Regions from separate parts of the Mus musculus genome. Here region 1 is linked to region 2. A link is a contact called in ENCODE POLR2A ChIA-PET data. All regions are on one chromosome and are shown on one strand. The core of a region is the stretch at or near the end of the contact, and the rest is flanking DNA. Distances in the headings are between cores, read along the strand shown.

The links. ChIA-PET counts read pairs that join two places held with the same protein, here RNA polymerase II (POLR2A).
Region 1: POLR2A ChIA-PET joins it to region 2 with 11 read pairs in Patski. The contact joins the promoter of Ddx23 here to the promoter of Ccnt1 in region 2. POLR2A ChIA-PET finds 5 or more read pairs at or near these places in 2 of 5 experiments (Patski and embryonic stem cell).

Annotation. Positions count from the first base shown.
Region 1 is chr15:98,661,006-98,668,025 of GRCm38, reverse strand. It overlaps Ddx23 (DEAD box helicase 23), which reads left to right and starts at 5,137. Exons shown (of 17, transcript NM_001080981.1): 1 at 5,137-5,203.
Region 2 is chr15:98,563,214-98,570,962 of GRCm38, reverse strand. Ccnt1 (cyclin T1) reads left to right here and starts at 3,227. Exons shown (of 9, transcript NM_009833.2): 1 at 3,227-3,487; 2 at 5,835-5,916. The coding sequence starts at 3,327. It overlaps 9330020H09Rik (RIKEN cDNA 9330020H09 gene), which reads right to left and starts at 3,639. Exons shown (of 2, transcript NR_028442.1): 1 at 3,438-3,639; 2 at 99-3,324.

The sequences.
Region 1 (7,020 bases), core at 3,888-6,387, 95 kb before region 2:
ACCTCCAAATAGTGCCACTCACTGGGCCAAGCATATACAAATTATCACATACCTTATGCCTGGAAGCCCAGCACTTAGGAGACGGAGGCAGGAGCCAGTCTACCCTATGATGTAGCAAGATCTTGTCTCCAAAAGATAACTTATCATGCATCTCTGTCCTTTAAAAGGATCTTGCTTTTTTTTTAAGATCACTGTAGCTGCCTTCAGAAGCACCAGAAGAGGGCATCAGATTTTGTTACGGATGGTTGTGAGCCACCATGTGGTTGCTGGGATTTGAACTCAGGACCTTTGGAAGAACAGTCCGTGTTCTTAACCGCTGAGCCATTTCTCCAGTCCCCTCATTTTATTTTTAATAGTGTGTGTATGTGCGTGCGCGCGCGTGTGCACATGTGTGCGCACATGCATGTGTTCATGTGAACGCAGGCGCCCTCGGGGACCGGAGGCATAAGAACTCCTGGAGCTGGAGTTAACAGGTTATTGTGAGCTACCTTACTAGGTGGGCACTCGGAGTTGGACTCAGGTCCTCTGCAAGAACAGCAGGTGCTTTCAATTGCTGAACTACTTCTTCAGCCCTGTTTGATGCATCTGCTTTAAATAAGCAAACTTAACCTCAAAAAGAAAACTAGTTAATATTTGTTTTAGTGTTGCCGTGTGTCAGAGCACTTTATATTATCTGTGATAACCTTTTGAGCGATTGCCTATTTCGCTATACAGGCAAAGAGGTCTTGAGAGATTATTGTGCCCAAGCCATGCAGCCAAATGTAGAACTCTAGAACATTTTTGGAGACAGGGTCTTACTATATATAAGCGCAGGTGACCTAGAAGTCACAAAAACCTGCCTACTTCTGCCTCCTGAGGGCTGGTATCAAAGATGTGCACACCACTATGCCCAGCTGCTGCAGCCCAGGGTGGCTTCAAGTTGCAACATACCAGAGGAATTTCTTGAGCCGCTCTTCCTGTCTCTACCTGCTAAGTGCTGGGACTCCAGGGCTGTGCCACCATGCCTGGGTACCAAGCCTAGCTTTGAAATGCACACTTAAAATTTGTTTTCTTTTCTCTTTTGTCTTTTCTCCTCCTCCTTGTCCATCTTGCTTTCAATCTCGCTCTCTGAGCTCTCTCTCTCTGAGGGAGCTCCCTGTTGAGTTGTTACCCAGGATGGACTCCCACTCTGGGCTCAATGGTCCTCTCAGGCCAGCCTTCTGAGGAGTTGGCACTTGACACTATATTTGACAACATAATATGCTTTTTTCTTGTTTGTTTGTTGTTTATTTTGTGGAGAGGGTAGGAGTTGAGACTGGGTCTTGTTTTGGTTTTGGTTTGTTTTCTTGGTTTTTGGAGACAAGGTTTCTTTGTGTACCTCCCCCTGGCTGCCCTGGTTCACTCTGTAGACCAGATTGGCCTTGAAGTCACAGAGATCTGCCTGCCTCTGCACCCGCTCCATTGCTGGGATTAAAGGTATGCACAACCACCACCTGGGTCTTATGCAGCTTATATTGGTCTTGAACTCACTATGTAGCAAAGGGTAACATTGAACCAATGGCTGATATTTCTAACATCACAAGTGCTGGTAGTACAGGCATGCATCAAGAATATAACTTTTAAGTGCCTTTCTAGCTCATCCTGTAAGGCAAGGAGTATTATTTTTGTTTTATAAATGATGCAAAAAATACTATATACTATATAATATGCATGTTATATGGTATATGTATTATGCGATCACATATAATATAAAATTCATATAGTATATAATATGTTATATAATAATGTTATATAATATGCTAACACATATATGCATATACTATATTATATATAGTATATAATATGCAGAATATCATACTGCTAGTGACTGAGTCAGGATTCAAACCTAGCCTCACTGTTAACTATATTACACGAACCCTTTATTTTTAGCCATGTTGCTAAATAGGAAACTGGCCTTGATCCTTACTAAATATAATCTTGAGGGCTAGAGAGTGGCTCAGTGGTTAAAGTGCTTGCCTTGCACACATGAGTTTCTGAGTTCAAATCCCTGAACCCACATAAAGCTGCCTTGCTACATGTCCATAATCGCAGCACCTTCACAGTGTGATGGAAGGTGGAAACAAGATGACAGACAGCCAAGGACTGAGACTGTGGGTTATCATGTGATCTCCATGTGTGTGGCAAGCCTGTGCCTATACACATGAACGCACAATACACATAACACCCAACACAAACACAGCAACAATAGTCACAAGAATAATTTGTAAGAGAGCTAGAAAAGCAAAATCAATCTTGCAGATTGGTATCTTTCTTAGCTGTGTCCTGAGAAGTACAAAGTACTAGGAGAGTGCCACTGTGAACTCAGACAAAGCACTAGGAGAGGGCCACTGTGAACTCAGACAAAGCACTAGGAGAGGGCCACTGTGAACTCAGACAAAGCACTAGGAGAGGGCCACTGTGAACTCAGACAAAGCACTAGGAGAGGGCCACTGTGAACTCAGACAAAGCACTAGGAGAGGGCCACTGTGAACTCAGACAAGCCTTTTCAACTTTCTGAGTCTCAATTTACTCTTTAAAAAAAAAAAAAGATTTATTTATTTATTAAGTGTAAGTACACTGTAGCTGTCTTCAGACACACCAGAAGAGGGCGTCAGATCTCATTACAGATGGTTGTGAGCCACCATGTGGATGCTGGGACTTGAACTCAGGACCTTCAGAAGAGCAGTCAGTGCTCATAACTGCTGAGCCATCTCCCCGGCCCCTCAATTTACTCTTTTAAAAAAGTGTTCATTTAGGACTTGGAGAGATGGCTCCGTAGTTATGAGCACTGGCTGCTCTTCCAGAGGGTCTGGGTTTGATTCCCAGCACCCACATGGCAGCACACAACTCTCTGTGACTCCAGTTACAGGGGACCTGACACCCTCTTCTGGCTTCCTTATGTCCGAAACTCCATATGGTTCACATATATACATACAGACAAAAAAAAAAAAGGAAAAAAAACAACAAATCATACACATACAACCAAAATAAATAAATCTAAATAATCAATAATTGTGTATGTGTATACAGAATAGTATTTTGAAATAAGGAAAGGTAAGGTCTCAGAGATCAAGTGAACCCCTGGGCTTCAGATCCCCTTCTGTTCTTCAACTTTGTGGACTTGGAATGGAGATGTAGTGAGCTATACTTTCCTTATCACTAAGGTCATGCGCAGTTCATAGTTTTATGATGACTAACACAAGAAGCCTTAGCCTAAGTGTCAAGCCTGGAGCCAGACACTTGGAAGACTGTCAAACAATAACGGAAGGTTTTAAAAGTTCCAACCAATCCTTGGTCAGTCAAGTTTTTGGTTTGTGTGTGAATTTTTTTCTTCTTTTTTTAAAATTTTCTTTCTGCCGGGCGTGGTGGCGCACGCCTTTGATCCCAGCACTAGGGAGGCAGAAGCAGGCAGATTTCTGAGTTCGAGGCCAGCCTGGTCTACAAAGTGAGTTCTAGTACAGCCAGGGATATACAGAGAAACCCTGTCTCGAAAAACCACAAAAAAAAAAAAAAATTCTTTCTTTCCTTTTTATTTTTTATTTTCTTTAAAAGGGGGGGTGGTGGTGTTAGGGTTTAATTCTGAGAGTGGAGAGCCCTCTAGTGTTCATTATACCCAGTAGATTCAGACTGACCAAGTCCTCCCTGCACTAGAATTTGCAATATCAGAGGCTACAAGAGCTCTCCAAAAGTCTCCTTATAGGACATTGAGCCACTGTCAGCGTAGCTGAGTTTTTTAGTTAGGGTGTATTCTGAGACCCTGTTTGAGAACTGAAAAAATACCCAGAGTGAAAAACCAGACCTGGGGCTAGAGAGATAGATGACTCCGTGGATAAGAGCACTGGTTTTTCTTCCAGAGGACCCAGGTTCATATTCCCGGCATCCATAGGGCAGTTCACAACTGTCTATAACTTCAGCTCCAGGGGATCTGACACCCTCACACAGACATGCATGTAGGTAAAACACCAATGCAGATAAAAATAGAATAAATTTAAAGTAGAAAGACCAACAACTATGTGGGATTAAAGCAAACCCGAGGATGGAAAATGTAAAAGGAGGCAGTGGGTACCCTGGTTAATCTCAACCATCCTACCTCGCACAATGTTGTATTCTGTTTCAGCGGGTGCTGACGGTACTGTTTGAACCCAAGAGAAAGGAAGTGGGTCTACGACTAGAAGAAAAATTCGGTGGACTGATGTATGGAGAACCTGAAGGAAGACATCAACAATAACAAGTAGCCCAAGTGGGCAGTTCCTGAAGACCAGGGAAACGAGGAAGCAAGGTCCCATGAGGAATGTTGAATAAATAGTAAGATACTTGAGGGGGAAGTCCTTCCAGGGAAACCTCTGAAATGTTAGTTTATTATTTATTGGGAGTAGGGGGACAGTGGGTACCCTGGGGTTGTTCAGGCATTCATCCTGCCGGGGCCCCAAGGTTACTCCTGTGACTGGAGTAGTTCTACTGTGAAAACTGTACTACCTTCATTGTGAAGTACTAAGCTACTCCAGTGAACTAATCTTTAGTTCATTATCTTCCATTCATCCACGGAGGCAATAATCTCTCTCACAATTTTTATAAAAAACACTTTTCAAAAAAAAAGGGGGGGGGCTGGCGAGATGGCTCAGTGGGTAAGAGCACCCGACTGCTCTTCCAAAGGTCCAGAGTTCAAATCCCAGCAACCACATGGTGGCTCACAACCATCCGTAATGAGATCTGACTCCCTGGTGTGTCTGAAGACAGCTACAGTGTACTTACATATAATGAATAAATAAATCTTTAAAAAAAAAAAAAAAAGCAAATTATTTGTTACCGTATAAACTTTCTCGCTGAAAGCTGCCAGCTTTGACTGAAATCAACTGCAATACCTACTAGAAGATTCCAGAAAGACTGCTGCGGAAGAACCTTGTAAGTAGAAAGACAACACTTGGAAAATTCTTTCTCCTACAAACACCGAACCTTTGGCAAACCACATTACCCAGAAGACCTTACGGCCTGGCCGGCCCTCGCGCCGTGCATTCTGGGATTGGTAGTTTTCAGGGCCTATTCGTCAGCTCGCGTGGTGCAGGCCCAGGAACTCCCTTTCCCGGCTTGCCGCGCGGCCTGGGTGCTCCTCCGTGATCTGGAAACGCGAAAGATGGCGACTGTTCGGCGACGTTGAGGCCGCGTTAGGCGGTTCAGGCGCGGGGTGGTGAGTCTTGGCGGTGGAGGCGGCTCCCACGAGTTTGGAGAGTGGGTGAGGAGCGGGAAGATAGCCGTAGCCTCAGCCCGGAAGGGGAAGAACGCCTCAGGGAAGGGGCACGAGCCAGGGCAGCTCCGGCGGGCAAGAGTGAAAGGGGCGCGGGCCCCGGGAGCAGTGTTGGCTGCCCAGGGCACAGGCCACTTCCAGGACTGTATTATGAGCCTAGACTTTGGCCCGTGGACATCGCCCTTGTTATACGTCAGTCTGACTTAATTCTTGTTTCCTTACTTCGGCCAGACAGGAACTCTAATGTGCTCCCAGAACCCACCCCATGCCTTCCGGCTCGGGGTTGCCAACTAGTGCTTCGGCCGGAGATTAGTTCTAACCCTAACCCACAGTTGCACATCTTCAAATTCTACTCGTACTTTAAAACGAGCCACTTCCTCTGTGGGCCCTTCCATATCCTCTTTACGAATGGAAAGGACCGGCAACTTTGGATTCTTCGCCTGAACGTTCTTATCTTGGCGTGTCTTGTGCCATCTGCTGCTTCCTGTGGACAGAATTTCATTTTGTAGTTTCCACGGGGCCTACAGCTGAATGTTGCATATATAGTAGCGCTTGATGAACAATTAAATGAAAACAATTGGCCTTTGCCCTACAGAGAACTGGGAAGCACGGCCAGGGTCTTTTGGAGCCCGGGTCTTTTGGAGCTTAAGCTGGCCTTGAATTCAGTATGCAGCCTAGTCCATTTTGTCTTTGGACGCTCAGTACTGCCTTCACCTTCCTAGTGCTATGATTACACTTGTAGACTATTAAGCATTTTCTGTAATTAAAAAAAAAAAACAAAAACCAAGTCTACATATTTCCTTGTAAGTCACCAGAGTAATTCTTTTCAAATGTAATTTTTGGTCGTATTATACTCTGCTTAAAGTTCTCCAAATGTTCTCGTTGAGATGACGTTGAGAGTCACATGCCTTTGCACGGGCCCCTAACAGTGTATTTTGCTTCTATTGACAGTTCTCATTCTGTCCCAGACAAACGCCATTCAAGCTTAGTGTCTTCTTTATTTTCTTTCTTTCTTTTTCTTATTTAAAATCTACTTATTTAGTGGATTGAGTACATTATAGCTCTCTTCAGACACACCAGAAGAGAGCATCATATCCCATCACAGATGATTGTGAGCCACCATGTGGTTGCTGGGATTTGAACTCAGGACCTCTGGAACAGCAGTCAGTGCTCTTAACCGCTGAGCCATCTCCCCAGCCCCCTGTCTTTATTTTGTTTTCCTTTTCCTTTTTTTCCCTACAGCTGTAGTGAAAGTCACCAGTAACTTCCACTTCCCCCCCAAATCTCTAGTTCCTACTCTTGGTTTTAAGTTGAAATCCAAGCACCTTTGCCCTGGTTTCTAACAATTTCATGATTTGACTTCTCCTCATTCTTGTGTTTTTTGGGGTGGTGGTGGTATGTATGGGTGTTTTTCATGTGTTTATGTCTGTGCACCACTTGAGTGCCTAGTGTTTGAGGAGGTCACAGCAAGGCGTCAGGATCCCCTGGGATTGCAGGTGCTTGCTTGCCAGCCATCATGTGGATGCTGGGGACCAAACTCAGGTCCTCTGGTAGATCAGCCAGTGCTCTTAACCACTGACCAATCTCTCCAAGCCCCTGACCTTGTCTTTTTTGGGGGGGGAAGATGGGGGGGGGTCGAGACAGGGTTTCTCTGTGCAGCCCTGGCTGTCCTGGAACTCACGCTGTAGACCAGGCTGGGCTCGAACTCAGAAATTCGCCTGCCTCTGCCTCCCAAGTGCGGGTCTGTACCCCTTAGCCAC
Region 2 (7,749 bases), core at 1,978-4,477:
ACTGGCAGTTCCTTTGTCCAGTAGAGCACAGGATTTGTGGGTTCTCCATGGAGCTGCAACTGCGTGAGCTAAATAATTCCAGGAAGCTTGAGGTATCAAGGATCATTACTTTTTCTTTTATTTTCAAGACAGAGTTTCTCTATGTAGCCTTAGCTATCTTGAAACTTGTTATATAGACTAGGATGGTCTCAAACTCACAGAGACCCACCAATCTCTCTGCCTCCTGAGTGCTGAGACTAAAGGTGTGTGCCAGCACAGCCGGGCTTATCGAGTTGTTTAATTAATTTACGTTACATTCAAATTGCAGTGCACACACACACACACTTTCTCTCTCTCTCTCTCTCTCTCTCTTTTTTTTGGAGACAGGGTTTCTCTGGTTGTCCAAGAATTCACTCTGTAGACCAGACTGGCCTTTAACTAAGAGATCCACCTGCCTCTGCCTCCCAAGTCCTGGATTAAAAGTGTGAGCTAACACTGATGGCCTGCAGGCTCATTACCTTTTATTTTTTGTTTTTTCTTTTTTTGCTCATTACCTTTTAAAAAAACTGCTGTCATCCTTTGAGAACTTTGTGCAATGTATTTTGATCATCTGCATCCACCCCCACCTCTTCCATCTCCCCCAGATGCCCTCCATTTTGTCCTTCCTAACTGCATGGCCTCCTTTCCCTATTCAGTGACTCTAGTTAGTGCTGCCTAGCTGCACATGGGTGTGGGGTCATGGGCAACTGGCCAGTGGTCACTTTCCCCTCAGCAGCCATCACCCCTGTCCTGTCCTTGCTGGACTCTTCACTGGCCTGACTGGTGCAGGTAAGCACAGCTGTAGTGAGCTGCTGTGTACGGTAGCCAGGTGGCATTCCCTATCTATCAGCATCCTCCCAAGCCCTCCCCTTTTGAGACAGGGTTTTACCGTGTCTTGGAACTCATGAAGTAGACCAGGCTGGTCCTCAAACTCAGAGATCTGCCTGCCTGCAGGACAGCTAGGGCTGTTACAGTGAAAATCCTATCTCAAAAGGCTTTGAGGGTGTGTGAGATGGCTCGGTTGAGTAAAGGTGTCTGAGTTGAGCCTGATGACCCATGTTTAATCTTTGGTAAACATGGTCCTGTGGTAGAAAGGACGCTCTAGAATTATCCTCTGATGTCTAGCCTTACACTGAGGCATGTGAAAGCTATGTTGTGTATGCACAGCACATGTATATACACTCAAGTTTTTAAATTAAAAAAACTCCCTGAAGAAGGAATCTTGGAGAGGGGAGGCTGGGGAAGACTGGGAGGAGAAACTGCAGTTGGGGTGTATATGAGAGGAAAAAACTGAAAAAAGAGACAGTGACATACATAAAACATGGGAACTTCTTTTTTTATATATATAATTTATTTTTTTTGGAGACAGGATCTCTCTATGTAGTCCTGGCTCTTGTTATGTATCCCAGGTAAATATCCCGCTCAGGTTGGAAAGCTGGAGCGGGGCTGCGACTTAACAGAGGCCTTGAACTTAGAAAATTTCCACATGGTGCTGGTGGTAACTTTCCACATGGTAGAGGCAGTTTTGATTCATCCATGAGCAGATCCTAGGATACTTTTGGGCTTCTAAACTATTTAGCCTTGGGGCACTTGAGGTCGTCAGGGGATAACTGGCTAGAGTCAGTTCTCCTCGATCTATGATGGGGGGGGGGGGTTCTCGGGGATTGAATTCACACCAGAGTTGACAGCAGCCTCTCCTACCTGCTAAGCCACCTCGAGGGGACCCTCATTTATGCAGACACATTTCCCAGAGGACTTCTGGCGAAAAAAATAGACCCCAAATCTTCAAGATTGATTGCCAATCCCCTTGCTAGTGGGTGGATACAGTGGGCTCTTGGTAAACAAAAGATCTAGAGTTTGGGATTGTGTGAACATCAATACCGAGTTCAAGGCAGCGACCGAGGCCCGGGGACAGAGACACCCTGGTGCAGCCAGGAGGCTGAGGCGGACATCGGCCCCAGCTTGCTTTTTACAACCTCACAAAGTGGACCTGGGAGTGAGGCCAGAGCACAAATTATCTCTTGATCTCCTTCTTCTGATAATCCTCCCCAATGCAGGACACAAATTATCTCCTGATCTCCTTCGCTTGATAACCTTTCCCTACGGGGTGGGTTTCCTAGAACTACTGACCTGACGCGCAGGGGAGCTTGCATAACCTTGGGCCCTCCCTGACTGGATGTTTGGAATCTGAGCCTGCAAGCTTATCGCCTTCACTGACAAAGAGAAAAGAATGCAAAAGAAAAAAGGCCTCCAGACCTAAACGATAAACGATCGGTGGTGTCCTTGAGCGTGGCGGGGTGGTGGTGCAAGCCTTTAATCCCAGCACTCGGGCAAAACCCGACGCCCCTCTGAGCTCCAGGGATGACAAAAATAAGAAAGGAAAGAGAGAAAAAGACCCCTTTACCCGGGGCTGGAGAGATGGCTCAGCGGGTAGGGGCACTGACTACTCTTCCAGAGGTCCTGAGTTCAATTCTCAGCAACCACATGGTGTCTCACAACCATCTGTAATGGGATCCGATGCCCAATTCTGTTGTCTAAAGACCACTACAGAGTACTCATATACATAAATGAAGATAAATAAATCTTTAAAAAAAGGCCCCTTTACCCCCCCCCCCCAAACACTCAAACGAAGCTCAGTGGCGTTGATTTTATTCCTTCCAGATGATTGGCCGCAGTGAAACGGGAGGAAAGGCTGCTACAAAATAGGAGAGCGGTTTCCAAACGCGCCGGAGTTCTCCATGCCGGAGCTAAGAACCCAGGAACCTTTTAGTGGCTTTCGCGTTTCTGCACGGGGCAGGGCCACTCACTGTCTCGTCCTTTCTCGGTTTTCTGAGAGTCTCGCCTATTTCCCCTGCCACTTTTTCCGTAAGCCCGGTGTTACAAAGGGGCCTCCATCACGCACGTCCTCGGAAACTACCCAGCCAAGCGCAGCGAGCGTTAACTAGAGGCCCGCCGGTGAGGCCCCCTTACCGCAGTTCTCGCGCGGAAAGACGAGACCTTTAAAGAACGACGTCAGATAGTCCCGCCCACCTGGCGGTCACACGACCGGATCCTGCGTCCCGGCCGCCGGTCCGTTCTTAGCCGCGGACTGGCTGTGGATTCGTCTACGGGGTGTCGGAGGGGTCATTCCGGAAGTCGGCGCTGGAATCTTCGGCTTTCTGGGCGGAAGTGTGTCACAACCTCGGTGGTCGCCCCTTGGAGGAAGTTCGTCACGTCGCAGTAGTCTCGGCACGGCGGATGTGTGTCGCCGCTCCGGTGACGCTGGGAAGTGCTCGCAGCCCCCGCCGCTGCCTCTTGGTTGAAGCACTATGGAGGGAGAGAGGAAGAACAACAACAAGCGGTGGTATTTTACTCGCGAGCAGCTGGAGAACAGCCCGTCGCGTCGCTTTGGCGTGGACTCCGATAAAGAACTCTCTTACCGCCAGCAGGCGGCCAATCTCCTCCAGGACATGGGACAACGTCTGAACGTGTATCCTTTCGGCCTAGGCCATCGGCCTCGGAGTGCGTCCGGCCATGCTTCGACGTCCGGGCCGGCGACGCTGGTGGGGACAGAAGCGGGTGGGGTGGTGGCAGGAGCTGGGCGTCTAAGTTGGGAGAACCCACAATGGCGCTCGCTGGCCGAGCCACTGTTCGCGCGAGGGAAGTGAGGCGGAGTCAATTTCCCGCTCGCTCACCGGTGCCACCGGCCGGGCTGCCGACTCGTACCTCTCCTGTCTTTGTGTTTTCGCTGCTCCTTCCCAGCCCCCGTCCTCTGGATTCTGCCCTGTTTTAGTGGCTTTTGAGAGTCTTCTTTCTGCTGTGACCTAAGGCTCCGTTTAGGACGTTTCGCTATCGACTCTGCCTCCCCAAAGTGTATAAAAAGGGTTTCGGGAAATTCTGTACGCAAAGGACTTATGAAGGTGGTCTGGAATTGCTGCCCCAGTTTTGGTTCCAAGCCCGTTTCTCTCACTAGCTGGCTAACCTGTCAGATTCTCGTTTAAAACAAAATGTCCCAATGTCTGCCACCACGCTTGATATTCAAACGTTCTAGTAGCTGTTTCATGGAATTTAAGAGGAAAAAAAGATGTCAACTTAGGTTTGGGGGGAGGGGATATACAAGTTGGTATGCTTAAAGTAGTTTTCAGAATATTAAGTCCTTGCTTCTTTGGGCACTAGTGATAGTTTATTCATTAGGTTTCAAAATTTAGAGGTAATGTAGTTTAGTGATTTCCCCCCTCCCAGTTTTTCTTATGAAAATACAGTCTTGTGGCAAAACTAATAGTTTTAAAGTTCTTTCCGTTGTCCATATATATATATATTTTTTTTCTTTTTCTTTTTTTTATTTTACTTCCACTTATGTAGCATTTATTTAAGAGTGATGCTGAGGGCTAGGCCTGGTGTCCTGTGCCTTTGATCTGAGCTTTGGAGAAGTAGAAGCAGGCCAGAATTTCCATGTAAGACCCTGTCTCCAAGAAAGAAAAAAAAGTGCAGAGTTTAGGTCTCTAGTGTTTTTAAGTCTGAAGGTTGTATGTTGTATAGGTGTTCTCTTTATTGCCAGTTGTCTCCTATTGAAATCCAGTTTCCCAAGCATTTGGTCAGTGCACGATCAAACCTCTCTGAGTTTCTGTCTGTGTTTACGGCACCTTTTAAATGTGTGTTTAAGCTTGCCGCCATCATATTGTCACTTCTATGCAGACTGTTGCTGAGGTCTGTGGGAATAAGTACTCTTACGTTTTGGGGAGGTTGGAATGGTACCCGTACAAAGGAAGGCAGGGGTTTATTTTCAGTGGATGACTATCAAATGGTTTCAAAGGTTTTATACTTCAGAGGTCATGTAATATTTCCTGAAGGAATCAGAACTAAGCAGGGTGTGGTGGTGCGTACCTTGAATCCCATTGCTCAGGATGGGGAGGTGAGCAGATCTCTACTTCTGATGCCAGCCTGGTCTACACAGCACGTTTTAGGACAGTCAAGGATTCATAGAAAAACCCTGCCTTGAACACTGCCCACCCACCTCCTCACCTCCCCCACGCCCCCCCCCAAAAGAAAGTAGAACTGGAAAACTTAATTATTGAAGTTTAAGAAGGTGAGAGAGAGAAAAGTTCCAAGAGCCTAGTAAGGGAAGGCCTGGTAAATATCCTTAAAAAGTTATTTTTTGTGGGGCTAGAGAGATGGCTCAGCAGTTACAAGCACTTACTGTTTAGGCAGGGCCTATATGGCAGCCCACAGTCGTCTATAGCTGCAGTTGTAGGGTAATCTCATGCCCTCTTCTGACCTCTGTGGGCACCAGACATGCCCTTGGTGCACATACATAGAATCAGGCAAATGCTGATACACTTTAAAATTTTAAAGTTATTCTTGGCCTGACAGAATGGCCCAGCGGGTAAAGGCACTTCTCGTCAAGCCTGGTAGCCTGAATTCCATCCCTGGGACTCGGGTGGGAAGATAACCGACTCCTGCAAGTTGCCCTCTGACCACCATACTCATGCTATGGCCAAAAGTAAATGTGATGAAGTTGTCCTGAGCTAAAGGATCGTCTTTGCAGAAGGCAAGTGACAGGACAGGAAGCCTGAGGTCGTATGCAGCTTTGTTTGTACTGATTTACAACTTGCTACTTGTTTTGTTTATTCAGTCAGTAAGTTCATATTAAGTACCCGTTAGGTAGAGCACATGTTGTCAATTGGCAGTTAATTTCATTAGAGAAGGAAACGAATCTGCTGTTGGGTTGGAAGAGTTAAGTTTTACTCCCCTGTGGGATCATCTGTTTAGCTTGGCCATTTGTTACTTTGGGGGGAGATTATATTGTCTGCTTCTGAACCTTAACTCGAGCACTTCAGCTCACAACTGACGATCAATACTGCTATAGTATACATGCACCGATTCTACATGATTCAGTCTTTTACACAGTTTCATCGATATGTAAGTATAATTTTCTATGGTGAAATCCCTTTGGGTTTGAGTGTAGCTGCCTACTTTATGATTGGTCGTTGTTATTGAACTATGATTTTAATTTTAGAATTTAGGGCTCGTTATTTTAAAGTTAGAAAAGAAACCATGATTTAAATATAGCTTTCCGAGTAAGAAGACAAATGTAAGTTAGGTTTTGCAACATTTTTAAAAGTCTTTAAGAAAACATGTTTCAAATTTAGGATAAAAAAGGACTTGGCTTTATTTTTGCCTGTGTTTGGGTTAGGGAATGGTAAGAGTGTGTGAGTGCCCTCAGAGGCTAGGTGAGGACATTGAATTCCTTGGAGCTGGAGTTACCTAGGTGCTGTGAGCCACCTAAGTGGGCACTGGGAACAAAACTACTGAGCCATCTCCAGCCCAGATAATACATTTTGAGTTGTCTTGTTTTGATGCTAACAAACTGAAGAGAAACTGTGAAGCTAGATATAATTCCTATAATGTAGGAAATTGGCAGGCAGGTTCAGGAGTGACAGGGAACTCTTGATCTGTAGTAAAGTCTCCGAATTTTGGGTGATTAGATTAGTCATTTTGACTTTTTTTTTTTTTTTTTTTTTTTTGCCCTTAGCTCCCATAGTTCCAATTAGCCTTTATTGAGGCTATTTGATAGCACTGAAACAGAAGTAATTAATGAAGAATGAAATTAAAGAGGAGTTTCCTAGTTGTCTTAGAAATTTTGAGGGTTTTCTACATTCAGCTCTCCTTTTTTTAATCCTTTTTCCTCTTCCTCCTCCTCCTTTTCTTCTTAACTATGTACTAATGGCTGCACTTGAACTATATAGTTCTGGCTGGCTTGAATTTCCAAACACTGGCATTATGAACTGGAGGCACATGCCTGACAAGTACTTTTTTTTATTGTAATAAAGACTTGAAGTCTTAAATCAGGTTGTTCAGTGTGCATTTAAGTGTTAGCATATATTTCCCTATTTAATGACCTACTTTCTTATTGCTTTTGTGTTAATCTTGGTCAAGACAGACTTCTGATTATTTCCAAAGTACCTGCAGTAAACTGGTTGGATTAATGACCTGATAATTATTTCTTTACAGAGACATTCTTTTGAATATCATATCCTTTGTTTTTATTTGTCTCTTGTTCTGAAACAACCTCACTATGCAGCCCTGGCTGGCCTGGAACTCAGAGATTCACCTGACTCTGTCTTCTGAGCACTGAGATTAAAGGCAAACACTGCCATAACTGGTGTCCCAAGTAGTTGATCTTCTTTAGAGTATTGTTTTTTTAGTATATTCTGGAATTGGCACACCCTCTTTACAGAACATTAATAGGTTGAATTTAGCTGTGATCAATTAAAATTAGATTTAAGAGGGCTTAAAACCTGGTGACCTTGATGTTAGGCCTGTGAAGCCTGCTCTTGCAGATGTGTGTGTGTGCACATATATAGTGTACATGATGTGTGTGAGTGCAGTTCACACATGCTGTGGTGCACATATGTAAGTCAGAGGACATGTTTTGGTTCTCTTCTTCCTCCATAGGGTCAGGTTGTGAAATTTGGGCAGTTGCACATCAGATAGCTGAGCCATCCTGCTAGCCGCCGTATGACTTTTGATTTATTTATTACAAATATAATGAATTTGCATAGTAAAAAGTAACAATAGAGAAATGTGTGTATTGAAAGCTCCCCTGTGCGTGTAGAGGTAATCATTGATCAATATTTGACATGCAGTATCCCAGGCCTGCTTCTGTATATGAACTAGTGTGATTATGCCTCACTATATCCCTATTGTACAATTTTCTGGAACATTTTCTTTGTGTTGTTTCTCATAATCTAG